2 separate regions of the Homo sapiens genome follow, and region 2 is linked to region 1. Evidence: chromatin loops called from intact Hi-C (ENCODE). Cell type or tissue: IMR-90. All regions are shown on one strand. Each heading gives the region's core, and the rest is flanking DNA. Links, peaks and the distances in the headings are about the cores only. Region 1 overlaps SPRY4 (sprouty RTK signaling antagonist 4). Region 2 has its middle 160 kb from the start of FGF1.

The links. Hi-C counts contacts between places; a loop is a spot of excess contacts. Peaks named below come from ENCODE experiments on the same cell type or tissue, not always from the same donor. Only the 100,000 strongest peaks of a DNase experiment are listed, where the experiment ranks them.
Region 2: a loop joins it to region 1, with 7 times the contacts of the local background. A loop is called at or near these places in 2 of 110 quality-filtered maps.

What each region holds. Positions count from the first base shown.
Region 1 is chr5:142,318,835-142,321,748 of GRCh38, forward strand. The region is part of intron 1 of SPRY4 (sprouty RTK signaling antagonist 4); the gene reads right to left. Among named protein-coding and RNA genes, the nearest start is that of SPRY4-IT1, 2.0 kb to the left of the region's middle. RefSeq lists an enhancer at 758-1,502. In IMR-90, for the core only: no CTCF peak of the experiment used is centred there; no DNase peak of the experiment used is centred there; H3K4me3 peaks cover 874 bases; H3K27ac peaks cover 2,079 bases.
Region 2 is chr5:142,519,714-142,522,627 of GRCh38, forward strand. No RefSeq gene overlaps it. Among named protein-coding and RNA genes, the nearest start is that of FGF1, 160 kb to the right of the region's middle. In IMR-90, for the core only: no CTCF peak of the experiment used is centred there; a DNase peak (open chromatin) is centred at 1,388.

The sequences.
Region 1 (2,914 bases), core at 167-2,666:
CCACTCAACCTTCTAATAATAATAAATAATAATTATGGAAGCGGCTAATATTTACGAAACATTTCTTGGTGCCAGGCTCCGTGCTAAGCCCTCAGTGATTTATTTTCTCACCATAAATCAAGTCATTTAATCCTCACCATACTTCAAGAGAGAACCCATTTTACAGAGGAGGAAATGGAAGCACAAAGGGTCATAGAGCTAGCAAGTGACCAGAGCAGGATTTGAACCAAGACAGCAGAGGCTTCAGAGGCTGAAATATTAACCTCTCAGCCCTGACTTACAAAAGCCCTCCATAACCTCTGGGAATTTATGGAAAGGCATGAAAGTGCCATCACTTTCACAACCATGGACTCCTCCAGCCCTCACGGAACATCATTAGAACATCCTGGGGCTCTGCAATGCAACCAACAGGGAAGGAAAGCCAGATGGGGCTTACATCAGCCTGAACCCCAGGGAGGGGAATTTTCAATGTGGAGAGTGAAGGCTGTGGGGGTTTGTAATCTCTCTCATTCAAGGAAGGCTCAGAGTTCAAGTGCTCTTCACTCCAGTTCAGTGTTACATGCCATCCCCCGTCTTAAAAGTGGTTTCATTTTTAGTTTTCTTATAGTTGAATGGATTTCACTTGTAGGAGTTTATTACAAACCAGTCCCCAAAAGGAAACCCTGGGGTGGAAAGGAATCTCTACTCCTCCCCACCTATCAAGTTGAACTTAAGGGTCCCTAGGGTACCTTCATTGATGGGGTCCCTGGCCCAGGTCTGTGAGGAAGGGAGGGAGCCAGGGCACAGAGAGTCCTAGAATACTGAATCAGCAGGATATCAAAATCCCCAGAACACGCGCAACACTGTATTTGCTGCTTGGCGGGTCTGGGAGCCCAGAACCAGCCAGTCTGACACTCACTGCATTTGTACCTGTGGGGAGGGGGCTGAGCATCAGGCTGCAAACCGCTCAATACAGGCTGGCTGAAAAGAATCAAGAGGCATGTTAAATGTCCGCACAATTGAGCAGGATGCCTAATCCCACCCACCCACACCCTCCCCTTGACTTACCCTAGGGAGGTGAGTTGGGAAATATTGGGAAAACCTGACAGTTGTACTTTGAAAGCTACAGGTCAGCTAATGACAAACTGGCAAGAGGCTGTGAATGAATGGGTAGTTTAAGCACTGCCCCATTCAGTCTCAGCGGGTTCTTTCAGTGAAGGCTGTTTAACCCTTTAAACAACTCAGAATAAAGGTCTCTAGGCTGCCAGAGAGCCTGCCCACCACTATTGCTTGGTTCTTTGTGACACTATTCCAGTTTAGCTAATTAAGCTACAACCAAATAATGACTTATTGCTTTAAAAGGACTTTAAAAAGAGGGGGAGGGATGCTGAGGGAAGCAGAGGACTTGCCCCTCCCTATACCCTGCAAAGAAAGACAATCTCTGCTGAGAATGGCCCCAGTGGAAGAATAAAGCATTTGGGCAGCTGGATTTGTCTATGAATCTTTCTTCCTTCCCCCACCTCCCTACCCCCAGCACCAGCACTAAGAAGCTCACCTCTGGCCACAATCTGTCAGAGATCACAAAAAAAAAACGGTTGTTTTTCATCACTTCATCCCACCACATTACCGATTCCCAACCCTCTTCTCTTCTCTCTTTCACAGCCAATCAGCTGAGCTCCAAAGCCCCAGCACACGGAAGGGTGGGAATCTTGCTGGACTTTGGGCTTTGGGCTATTTAATCAGCTTCGAGTTTCTGCTTCACTGTATTACCGCCTTAATTGTCTGCTCAGATTCCCATAAAGAAGGATTAGAAGCCAAGAGTCAGTAAAGAAGGAGTCAGAAGGAGCCTGTTAACCACTGGCATAGTTTGGGAACTACTGGCCAAGTCCAGGTCTGGGTGGGACCAGAACCCTAGACTCCTAGGGCAGGGCTTCCTCCCACAGACACTAAGATCTTATTATTTGTCTTCTTACCCTCCACCAAGAAATGAACTTACAATAATAGATTTTAGCTTACTCCTGGGACAGGAGCAGGAAATGACTTCCCCTTCCCCCAACCAAAAAAAGACTACTGACAAGGGAAACCACTCTTCTGCAAGTGGCCACCTGCCCCGAAGGGCCCCTTCCCTTCTCCGCCAGATCCAGCACATCTGTGCTCCCTCCCCTGTGCCCTTGCTTCCTTCACTGACTGGGGCCTGTCCTTGGAAAGAACAATCATGATCACAGCTGAACTGTGGAGCCTCTTAAGCCCAGCCACATGTCCCGGATACATTCCCCAGCCTTGTCAGCTGTCCGGATCTGCAGGGTGGCCCCAGACCCCGAGAGCCAAGAATACCCTCCCTCTTACATCACGCAACACCCCACACCTCCTGTGCAGGAAAGGGGCACCCTTAAAACTAGGCCCTCCTCCTAGGAGCCCAATAATAACCATGAGCATGGCCCTAGTCCTGGCCGCTCACTAGCAGCTCTGCTGGCCTCTGTCCCCTTGGGAAGAGTTTATTTTCTCTACTGTGCAGATGGGGAAGCTAAGGCCATGCTTAGCAGGTTTGCCTAGTCACACATCTGCTCTGTTCTAGCCCCTGGCTTGGTCTGGAAGGGACAATACAGCTTTCTGAAAGTTGTTCACCTACCCCTGGCTCTTTTGAAAGAGCAAAAACATATTCTAATGAGTCACTGCTTTCTCCTTTCAGGGAGATAAGGTCGGCCCTGAGATAGAACCTTCTCCACTCTAGCCATTTCCCTTCCTTAAAAACTCTGTCATGTCTACATTCAAAACCCCAAATTTTCAACTTTGTCTCCAAATTCAGAGGCCTGGGCGAGAATCCTTAGCCAGGTTGTCATCACAAGGGAACTGCCACCTAAGTAGAGGCCAGATGACAAACACTGTGGATTTAGAACCAAATGGAACACTATGATTCTCCAAGAAACACTGGACT
Region 2 (2,914 bases), core at 249-2,748, 200 kb after region 1:
AGGCTTGACACTATAGTGTTAGTGATTTTCCAACTCCCAGGCACTTAAAAATTACTAGAGGAGCATGTTGAACATGCAGATTCCCAGGACCCACCACAGGTCACTCAGTCTGAACTTACCGGGTGGGGAGTCCAAGCACCTGTATTTTTAAAAATTTCACTAGGTTTGGGGGAACAGGTGGTGTTTAGTTACATGGATAAGTACTCCCACCCTTCCCCTTGAGTGTCCAAAGTTCATTGTATCCTTCTTATGCCTTTGTGTCCTCATAGCTTAGCTCCCACTTATAAGTGAGAACATACAATGTTTGGTTTTCTATTCCTGAATTACTTCACTTAGAATAATGGTCTCCATCTCCATCCAGGTTGCTGCAAATGCCATTATTCCATTCTTTTTTATGGCTGAGTAGTATTCCATGGGGTGTGTGTGTGTGTGTGTGTGTGTGTACCACATTTTGTCCACTAGTCGATTGATGGGCATTTGGACTGGTTCCATATTTTTGCAATTGCAAATTATCAAGCATCTGTATTTTTAACATACATGAGTTTGGTGCAAATCACCTATAAATTACACTGAGAAACCTTCCTCTTAACAGCAGAAAATACTTTTCCCTTCTCCATATTTTACATCTTCCAGGAGACACAGCTTAAAATATTATGCTCTTTCTCTCTCTCTTTTTTTTTTTTTTTTTGGAGATGGAGTCTCGCTCTGTTGCCAGACTGGAGTGCAGTGGCACCATCTTGGCTTATTGCAACCTCTGGCTCCCGGGTTCAAGCAATTCTCCTGCCTCAGCCTCCTGAGTAGCTGGGACTACAGGCACATGCCACCACACCGGCTAATTTTTGTATTTTTAGTAGAGACGGGGTTTCACCATGTTGGCCAGGATGGTCTCAATCTCATGACCTCATGATCCACCTGCCTCGGACTCCCAAAGTGCTAGGATTGTATGTGTGAGCCACCACGCCTGGCCGTGCTCTCTTTTACACGCACGTTCTTATAGTCATATGCGAAAGGATAACCCCTAACTCACTCCTTTAATGAGAATAGGAAGAATCTCAATCCTAAATTTTCTGTGATTGCTGTGGACCCTTTAATTCTCCTAAGCCAGATAATATTAATTAGGCCGGTAAAAAATGAACAACAGGGAGTCCAGAGAGCCACAGTACATATGCCAGTGTTCTGCTCAATTTGACCATCCATCAGGAATATTTCATGCTGTTATCCCCTCTCTGTACAACTTTGCTGTTTCATGCCTAATCTGTGCTCTTCATTCTGGTTGGAGACCTCAAAGAAGTTTTACAACTTGGAAGAAGACCATGTAAACAATAATAATTCACCCATAAGCACTTACCCTTGGTAGTGGTTTTCATTCCAGCAGGAATGAGCCACAGGGGCCGGCCTGTGTGGCCGATGATCTAAGCCCTTTCCTGGGATACCTAAACTCCTCTTTACCATGGGGCCAGGCAGCCTTTTGTGTTTCAAAAGCAGGAAGATTGAGTTTCTCATACTTGCATGTATGTGTGTGTAAGGGGCAATGTGGATGAGTTGCTGATGGTCACAAAGGTTTGTCTGCTCATTGTGAATGTTAAAGAACCCCGAAAAGGGATGTTTCTTAATGCAAGAGCACATTTGCTCCATTTCCTGGCACAGGGTTTAAAACTAGATAAAAACTCAAAAGCCTCACCTGGAATATTTATTTTTTGACTTGTAAGAGAGGGCCTATTTTCTCTTTTTCACTTTGAAGTATATGATTAGTTTGATACTGCGATGGTTCTGACTGTCAAGAGAGCACGTCAAATATATGCAAATCATTACAAAACATCTATTCTCCTTGTTGCTTTATTTTCAGGCAAATTTCAGACCCCAAAATGAGAACAATGGAATAATGCCTCTCAGTATAATTTCTAGAAACCAAAGATTATCACTCTCAGAGCTCTTCCTTTGACTTGAGATGGGAAATCTGATCCTTTCCGTTGATGAGGATTGTCCTGTCTTTTAATAGGTTTCAGGGGAGATTAAATTTCCATTTTTTGTCTTTGTTTTGAGTATTACTAGCTCAGATAAGCAAGGCAGAGGGGCAGAGAGTGACTCGTGTGCACAAATATGACCCGTTGTTGGGAAACCGGTAGGAAATCCTAGGAAAAGGGTAATCTTTCTAACAGGTGCATTTCTCTTTGACTTATCTGAGTCTCTCTTGGGAAATGCTTTGCTGTGTGTTTGCCTGGTGTCGACAACACTGAGTCCACCTCCCTAGCCACAGATAAAATAGAGTTGTTCATTATTAACCTCTCAGACTTTGCACGGACACCTGCTTATGCAATTTAGCGATCCTTGGTGGCTGGAAACCCTTGGAGGTGCGGACTGTCTTCACATCTGCCAGGCAAACTGAGTGCCTGGCTTGGGTCACCTGTATTCATAGTTTTCCAATGCTGAGGTAGATTTTAAAGTGGTTACAGTATATATTACCTACAGTTATATGTACTGAGCAGTCATTGAGTACAAGATTGGAAAGTCAGATATGGTATTAATGAAGTCTAGAAGACAGGCAAATATTTGGCTGGGATCTGTATTTATTATCTATCGCATTAAAAAGAAGCAGAACCAAGACTTAAAACTTAGGTATGTGTGATACTAAAGTCTGTATTCTTATCATTAAACTATATTGTTCCCCTTGGGATTCTAGGAAAGTCCTGTATAATTCATAATCAAAAGGACTGACTGACCATATCACCAAGAGAAAATACCCTTATTTTTATATATGTAGCTTTTGCTACATATATAAAAGATTAAAAATATACATGGGATGTTAAATGTAGAATCACTGAAATCAGTGACCATAAGTGCCTGTTCATAATCAGATAACAGTGGGATTTTGTTCTCATTGATAACTACATAATCTGTTTTTATCTGTTTTAAA